Linked DNA regions of Homo sapiens: region 2 is linked to region 1. A link is a loop called in an ENCODE intact Hi-C map of the cell type or tissue named here. Cell type or tissue: heart right ventricle. All regions are shown on one strand. Each heading gives the region's core, and the rest is flanking DNA. Links, peaks and the distances in the headings are about the cores only.

Region 1 (4,384 bases), core at 206-4,205:
AATAAATGCTTGTATATGCACGTAATATGTATATAAAATAAAGAACACACAATATGAAAATCATCCAGAACCTACGTATTTTGAAGTCTAAAAAATAAGTGAAAGTCTCTCCTCTGCCTCTACCCCGTGAAGGCTGACCATTGCTAATGGTCTGATGTGGATCCTTCCAGAATTTTCCATGCCCATGTAGACACAAGTCTGCATGCTCACGCACACTCAGGCAGTTTCAGGACACGTCCAATACAAAGGTGACCAAGGCAGGGCATGGTACCTGGATGAGAAGGGCCGAATCCCCCAGCGCCTCTTCGTGGCCCCTCTCTCTCTGCAGAGGCGTCCAGGACAGGACCTCTCCCCTGCCCCCTTGGATTGAAAAGGCGCCTGAGTCATGAGGATGGCGCCCAAGAGCCTTTTGTTGTGCTGAACGGTGAGTTTTGCACCAACCTGCCCATGATTTTAGGAGAAGGGTGAGCAGCGGGGCAGGTGCGGGAAGGCTGGAGACCACAGGTGTAGGTGAGCTGCCAAAAACGTGCTTCTGCAAATGCAGTTTTACTAACAGTAATGGAGGCCACTTTTGTCATGAATGGCACATGGCAGGGTGCCCACAGGGCTGGTGTCTCTCCCGGTTCTACTCACCAGGTCGGCGGAGACGGCGGTGGTGATGAGTGTGTAGGGCCCACTGACCAGGGCTCCGCTGAGCAGCAGCATGGCTGTGGGAGGCAGAGGGGCAAAGAATGGAAATGTGCCCTCCAGAGAGCCCCGCATGCATAGGAGCAGCCTGAGGTGGGCGCCTGGGGAGCACAGGGAGGGGATGCAGCAGAAACAGCTTCCTCTAAACTTGTCTAGTGAGGAGCTAAAGCAAATCATACCCTCCCTAAGACTCAGGCTCATCCACCCTCGAAGGGCAGCAGCTGCCACCATGAGGGAGCGATCACAGGCCGGACCCTGGGCCTGGGCTGACCCCTGCTTCATCTGCAGCAGAAAGGCCTTCCTCTCCTCACCCACAGCTGCTGTGGTGCTCGCTGAGGGCAGACCCCCACCCTCTCTCCGGACCAGGTCATTTCCTAAACTCTCCTCTAGGCTCACACTCAGGTGAGGAAGCTTCTGGCCTGAGGGGGGGTCACAGGAAATTCCGCTTCCTCTCCTGTGGGCAAGCTGCCTTCTGGATAACATTTAAGGGGACCACACATCCCCACTGCTGGCTCATTAGGACAGAAAGCATACTTCTAAGTGCTGGAGGCATAGTTTGATAGCGCTGCCTGCAGGGTGTTCAAAATAGTCCTCCAAGGTTACGCAACCGCTCCTGGAGGGGCAGCTGACAAAGCTGGGAGGAGGTGGCTGGGGGGCCACCTGCCCTGGCTCCTGGCCGGACCCTGTTCAGGTCACACCGCCAGGTTCCTGGCTACCTGACGTGGCCCAAGAGCCAGCCTGAGCTGCTCTCACCACCAGGGGTGCAGGGTGCAGGTGGCAGGTCGCAGGCTGCTGCAGCCCCGCCAGCCCCACCAAGGCCCCAGGAGGGGCTGCCCTCAAGGTCACATCTGGCTTCTCCACTGAGTGCCCAGGGCCACTGCCCCAGACCAGGCTTGCACACTTCCAGCTCACAGTGAAACCCACAGAATGGCAAGCCTCGCACTGGGGAGAGGAGACCCCGGCCTCTCCAGATGGTCTTGCCCAAAGGAGGACACGGACAATTTTAGCCACACCATGTGCTCCAGTTAAACCAGCTCAATGCGCCTGTTGATTTTAGTATTTCATCTTGCCAGCTGTGTGAACTTTAAAAACGTGTGTGGAAGAAAAGCAGGAAGGCCTCCATACTCACCGATGGTGGCCTCAAGCCCCATCTTGCTGACGGTGGAGAAGATGTAGAGCTGTGGACATCAAGACACAAGGTCAAAGCCATGGCTGGCTGCAAGCAGTGCGAGATTGCTGGAAATCTACTTCTCAAAAACCCGGCGGGTGATTCTCAGGCAGCCATCCCAAGAGTGGAAACCCCTAAAAAAGCGTGACGGCCACGCCCCCTCCCGTCTCAGGTACTGAGCCTTGTCCCCACCACGAGGGCTTTGGACCAAGCACCCCAGGCGACCTGGGGAAGTCTGCAGGGTGCTCCCACCTTACACCCCCAGCCAAGGGCAGCCTTCCTGAGCTCCTACCCAGCCAAGGGGCTGCCTTCTTGAGCTCCTGATTTGCGAGTCTGACTGCCAAGTCCTCAGGCTGCCCACCCCCCAGTGGCAGCAAGGGGCCCACCCAAGCATTTCTTCACTCAGCATTCTTTCATGTTCTGTGTTGGGCCATGTCCAGAACCCCAAGATGGCTGAAAGCCAGGCCTTGTTCTGGGGCTAGCGGAGGGGCAGACGCGCAGAGCTACAGCGTCCACTGACAAGCCTGTTACCTCTAATGTTACGATGATAAAAACAGTAACCATGTGCATTGTTTCTAACCCACTGCAAGGTGGTGATACTGACGTCCCATTTTCCAGATGAGGGAACTGGGGCATAGAGGGGGGTGTCACAGCCCAAGGTCAGGAGCTACGAAATGCCTGAAAAGCACTATGCACCATGCATCATGACGGGAGGTGTCAACGATGCCTAAGAGGTTGGGGAGGTGTTGCGGATCCCAAAGGATGGGCAGGAGCTTGTCTGGGGCAAGGGGGCACCCCAAAGAGAGGAGCAGCTTGCGCGCGGCCCATGCTAAACCAGCAGCAGCTGTGCACGTGGCAGAGGGAGCCTGGTGGAGGCCTGCAGGTGCCAAGGGAGGGGTCGGGGGACAGGAGGCATGAGAGGGAATGAAGCGGGCTTGTCAGGAAAGTGGAGCACGGGCCAGATGGAAGGATGCTGGCTGGCGAGGAGGACAGTGGGGGACTGTCTGCAGGCTTTGGGGCCCAGGGAAGGCAGCACGGCTGACCGTGGGGGCCGCGAGCAGCAGCATCAGGCCGCAGGTGGAGGCCCTTTTCTCCAGTCGGTCTGAGATCACACCTGCCAGGATCCCACCTGCAACGGAGAGGCGGGCTTCAGGCACTGACGTCCCAGGGCATGAGCCCACGGGGAGGAAGCAGAACTGCAGGAGCTCGGAGAACGGCCTCCTCCTTTCCCAAGCCCCTCTCTCCATGCATCACGGGCAGGCAGCCTTCTCACAGCCCTGACCTCCCCACAGGCCTCCATTGGTTGTGGTCAGATGTGAGAGTCTTGGAGACATCTGCAGGTTCAGGTTTTAGGCCAGCCTCGAAGCCCCTTTACCTATCAAGGTACTAAGGTGGCCAGTCTGTCACCTGCCCAGGAGACATGCTGCTGCTTTTTTTGTTTTAGTTTTGAGATGGGGTCTCACTCTGTCACCCAGGCTGGAGCACAATGGCATGATCATGGCTCACTGCAGCCTCAACCTCCCAGACTCAAGCCATTCTCCCATCCTAGCCTCCCAAGGCTGGAACCACAGGCTCGAGCCACCACACCCAGCTATGCTTTTTTTTTTTTTTTTGTAGAGAGGGGTCTTGTTATGTTGCCTGGGTTGGTCTTCATAACAAGAAGACCTCAAGCGATCCTCCCAACTCAGCATCCCACAGTGCTGGATAACAGGCATGAGCCCCTGAGTCCAGCTGGCATGCTATTTCTGAGGGAAGCTGTTCAAGTGCAGAGTCAGGGCCCTGGGGAGGGACGGGAGACAATAAAACCACCCCCAGGTGACGGCCTGACCCTCTTGGGCTGGGCCCACTCAGGGGATATGAGACCTTGGGGAACCCTGTTCCCCTGAGCAGTGAATCAACTCAGAGATCATGCGCCTTGCGAAATTATTGTTGCAGCAGAACAAGTCTTAATGAACTCACCAAAGATTCCGCCCACGTCAAACAGGGTGGAGAGCTCCCCCGCCTTTTTGGCATCAAGGTGATCTATTGAAATGACAACGGAGTGTGAAACAGTGAGGATCTCCTTCACGCATCGCAGCGACACACCATGGCAGAACAGGACCCGTGCACGGGACTCTGGCTTCATAAGCTTGATTTATACCGAGGAGCAATTAGTAGTTAACTCAGATTTAAAAAACAAGTAACACAGAAAGGATGAAAACACTCTTAACCAAAAACCGTGGCTTTCCTCTGCTCAGTCTAATTATCCCACCTTTGGTTCAGAGACCCCCCCAGGGGCCCCTCCGCCATAAAGTTAGATTAACACAGGACAGAAGTGGAGGTGTGGAAGGCGCCTGGATGCTCGATCATCCTGTCACACGGCTTTAGAACTGCAGATGAGGACACAGAGGCCTCCCGGCACCAGCTCAGGGTGCCCTCCATGAGGTTTTGTACAGGTTCTGGGCTTTAAGGTGGACTGAGCCAGCCGGGTGTGGGAGAGGAAACTGCACGGCATCTGGGGCTGTGGGTCAAACCCAGCCGTTCCGAATC
Region 2 (4,384 bases), core at 163-4,162, 390 kb after region 1:
AGAGAAACCTTTGCATTTATACATTATTTCTCCAAACTAGCTCTCTGTGTCTCTCTCCTTCTCTCTCCCACCAACACACATTTTAGCGAGTGTTATGAGATGAAACCAACGTTCTCAGGTGCTGGAATGTCATTAAATACTCCAGAGTAGTCATTAACTAAATGGTACCTGATCATTTTGGAAGAGTTCATGGAACTTCTAAAACAATACCTGGTTTGCTTTCTTAGAGTAGTTTTTGAATTGGTTGAATCAGGCTGAACACTTCTAGAAAACTCTAAGCTCTAGGGGTGATGACCTCTTTAAAGGCAAAGGAGATACTGACCCTATCTTCTGTGATAGAGTCATTGGGGGTCTTAAATGATGATCTGGAATGTTCTGGAACAGATGGGTTGCCTCTCCTCTTTGATGAGCCACATGGGGTGTTTTCTGCGGAAAAAGTCCTGTCCCGATTCCCCTTGGAGGATCTCCTGGGCTCACTGCCATTCCCTGGGCAACCTCTAAACGAGAGGTCCCCTCTCCCGTGCCATCACACCTGGCACGTCTCCACACCGGCCAGGGCCCAAATGGACCGAGAACAGGCTTACTCGCGGGATCCTAGCCTTAGCCTTCAAGCTCAGAGAGGTTCCGGGTCCCAACACCCCCTGGATGCTGGCAGCCCTGGCCACTAATTCAGCGGGTCACCTCTGCTCAGCTGGCCGGGGTCTCACCCACGTGCTCAGAGGTGCCGGCGCTTCTCAAGGCATGCCCTCTCCTCCACACCGCCACTGCTGCCCTCTCCGAGAATGCGGGTGCAAGGGAGACCACGCTGGCCCAGGAGTCAGAAGACCCCCATCGAGGCCAGCTCTGTCTCGGCAAGGGTCGAGGGAGGGGTGCATGGGACCTTGGCAGGCCACGGAAGCTCACAGAGCCACAGTTTCCCCTTGTTTAAATGAAGGCAGTAGCCGAGGTCAGTGGTTCTCCACCGCCCACTGCCCAAGTCTCGGGAGAACAACGGGGAGGTGGTAAGAGGCAGAGCCATGAGCCCTGCCCCACTGCTACTACCTGCGACTCCACTTGGATCACTGCACAGCAGGCCGCTGGGCTACAAAAGAACGCCTGAAGCGCCGTGGCGCGTGGCCTTCAAGGCCTTGCTGGTTCCGTGATGCAGTGGCAGGAGGCATTTCTACATGAGTCCGATCCATACACGTGTGGGAAACACAGAAGCACGTTGAGAGCAAATGCTGATCACTTGGCGGAGACTTTCCTGCCTCCCTTCAAGCAAGTCACCCCATCGGTCTTCTATCAGAGTCACGGATGACAAAACCCACCTCTCCCCATCAAAAATGCAAAAGAAATCCGTGCTCAATAAATGAAACAGGAAGGCTGTTGAACTTAATTTTAATTTTACATTTGAAAGAAAATTCTTTAGCTTTTTAAATAATGTTATATATACCTTAAAGATCCCTCTATGAAATAAGTCGTCTTCAATAGAAAGTTAAAACTAGCTGGGGGCTGGGCACAGTGGCTTACACCTGTAATCCCAGCACTTTGGGAGGCCGAGGCAGGCGGATCACCTGAGGTCAGGAAATCGAGGTCATCCTGGCTAACTCGGTGAAACCCCGTCTCTATTAAAAATGCAAAAATTAGCCAGACCTGGTGGCGGGCGCCTGTAGTCCTAGCTACACGGGAGGATGAGGCAGGAGAATCTCTTGAACCCGGGAGGGGGAGGTTGCAGTGACCCGAGATCACGCCACTGCACTCCAGCCTGGGCAACAGAGTGATACTCTGTCTTGGAAAAAAAAAAAAAAAAAAAAAAAACTAGCTGGGGAGGGGGAGAGTATTATTTTATTATTTTTGGTTTTTTGTTTATTTATGTAGAAACTTTTATTAAAGCACGTTGTGAACATTTTTCTAATCATTCCAACAATTCAAGGATTAAAAAATTAGAGAAAGGTCAGTAAAGCAGAGTGAAGTATAACATAATGCTATCATTGTTCTGAACTCAAAATGCTAGAAGAGAAATACTTCCACATCCTCATTTTTAGAACTGAGAACACTGTTGTACACTGTGAGGCAGCTTTAACTATTCCTGAGGCACACAACCGCTTTAGAAAGCATTTGGGGTACAACTTTAAAGCTCTAGGCATGAAATTTTTATATCCCAAACAATTAACACCCACATTATTAAGCACTCAATGCTCCGCTTTAGTTGCAGAGAATGATTTGCAGTTGGTGCTGCTGCTAAGATGTCTCAGTTTGCCCAATGAGATCAGGAGCAAGCATGGGCTCTGGGACAGTTTCCAGGCCCAGCTAGAACACGGATCCAGAGTGACCCACTCTCTGTTTCCAGACCTCACCCACAGTCACATTTGTTCACAATACAGACACACCCAAGGCCTCCAGACACAATGACGCACCCAACAGGGCCACGTTCAGCAGCTCCTGGCAGGCAGCCAAACTTAGGGTCCACCTGAGTCCTATTTGTGACTTTTAAAAGTCTATTCTCTTTAAGGCACTCTTTGATGGTCCATGATTTCCTCTTTCCTCTTGCCAAATTTTAAATGAGAAGCTGAACATTGAGAGGTGAGGACAGAGGGGAGGAGGCGCACATAAAAGTTATCAAGGGGGCGGGTGCTTATCTGGTTGCGTGTGCTAGAGCCTGCCCCAACCTGCGTGTGGTATGTGTGTTTCCGCAGGCTCATCATTCCTTCATTCAGTCAGTCAGTCACTTGGACAGTCAGGAAATCCGTGATGGTACAACATTTGTTGACCTCCCGCCAAGTGCCAAGCATTGTGCTAAAGTTACGAGATGAATAGATATTGTTTCTACTCTCAAGGGCCTTATTGTCTAATGCAAGAGAAAGACAAATAAATAATAACAGCATAAAAATGCTGCAACTGAAGTACAAACAGTACATTCTAGAAGCAAGAGGAAGAAGCCATGTAGTTGCTGTGTCATTTTGACATCTTATGTTAATGATATTTGTATTTAAAAATTACTTTTCTGTTAAGTTGTGATCGTAAAAGAAGTGCTTAAAAATGATGTGGAATGTATTGTAGGGCTCATGTGTATCCTACATGTGTAAAAGTAAAATGTATGAAAACAATAATACAAAGGGAGGGTGGGGAAATGAAAGTACACAGTTATAGTTGTAAGGTTCTTATGCTACATGGGGAAGAGGTGTCCTGTGATTTGGAGATGGCCTGTGACAAATGAAGATGCCCTAGAGCCTGATACTAAAAAGCAACAGAGCGACCACTAAATAACAAAAAAAGTACAACCAACGAGCCAGTTTTGGCGATAAAATGAAACACTAAAAAACACTCAATTTAAATTTTAGGTTATGGGTATTTTACCATGATTTAAAAAAAATACTGAATATTCAATTGATCAAAATAGGAGAGGAAAAAAGGAAAAAGAAACAAGTAAATGATGGGACAAATGAAGCAAATTACAAGATAGTAGACTTAAACTCAACCACACCCAAATTATCTCACATATAAACGGGCTAAGCACTGCAATTAAAAGACAAAGACTGTCAAACTGGACAAGAAAGCAGGGCCCAGATTTATGCTGTCTACAAGAAACTGACTTTAAATCCACATAATGACACAGATAGATTAAAGATTAAAAACATGAGAAAAAATATGCCATGCATATACTAGGCATGAAATTAGCTGGCATAGCTATGTTAACATCAGGCAAAGTAGACTTTAGAACAAGGAATATTACCAGGGATAGGGAGGGACATTTCAGAATGATAAAGGAAGAAAAGTATTATGAGGATATAACAATTCTAAATGTGAATGTACCTAATTATAGAACTCCAAAAATACATAAAGGAAAAGCTGACAGATCTCAAAGAAGGAACAGACAAATCAGCAATTAGAGTTGGCAATTAAACATTCTTCTCAGTAATTGATAGAACAAGTAGACAGGAAGTTAGTAAGAATATGTTCCTTACTCAGGAACAAAGTACTAGCCACTATCAACCTGCTTGCCCAGTTCACAATTACTGACACTCCACCCAACTACTGACAAATAAATACACATTCTTTCCAAGTACATGTAGCATGCTTACCAAGATAGACCATATCCCAGGCCATTAAACAAATCATAATAAAGGTAAAGTGGTTTGAATTATGTAGTATTTGTTTTTTAACCATAAGATAATTAAACTAGGAATCAATAAGAGAAAAATATGTGAAAAATCTTTCAAGTATTTGGAAATTATAACACACATTTAAATAGCCCATAGGCTAAAGAACAAATTACAAAGGCAATTAGAAAATATTTTGAATTGAATGAAAATAAAATCACACCATATCAAAATTTGTGAAATGCAGCTAAAGTAGCACTTAATGGGAAGTTGTTAGCATTAAATGTTTATGTAAAAAAAAGAAC

What was found. Hi-C counts contacts between places; a loop is a spot of excess contacts. Peaks named below come from ENCODE experiments on the same cell type or tissue, not always from the same donor. Only the 100,000 strongest peaks of a DNase experiment are listed, where the experiment ranks them.
Region 2: a loop joins it to region 1, with 4 times the contacts of the local background. A loop is called at or near these places in 1 of 110 quality-filtered maps.

Annotation. Positions count from the first base shown.
Region 1 is chr21:42,563,308-42,567,691 of GRCh38, reverse strand. It overlaps SLC37A1 (solute carrier family 37 member 1), which reads right to left. Exons shown (of 20, transcript NM_001320537.2): 13 at 3,815-3,877; 14 at 2,899-2,984; 15 at 1,817-1,865; 16 at 634-707. Among named protein-coding and RNA genes, the nearest start is that of LINC01671, 50 kb to the left of the region's middle. RefSeq lists an enhancer at 1,080-2,000. In heart right ventricle, for the core only: no CTCF peak of the experiment used is centred there; no DNase peak of the experiment used is centred there.
Region 2 is chr21:42,169,542-42,173,925 of GRCh38, reverse strand. No RefSeq gene overlaps it. Among named protein-coding and RNA genes, the nearest start is that of ABCG1, 47 kb to the left of the region's middle. In heart right ventricle, for the core only: no CTCF peak of the experiment used is centred there; DNase peaks (open chromatin) are centred at 2,365 and 2,729; H3K27ac peaks cover 1,179 bases.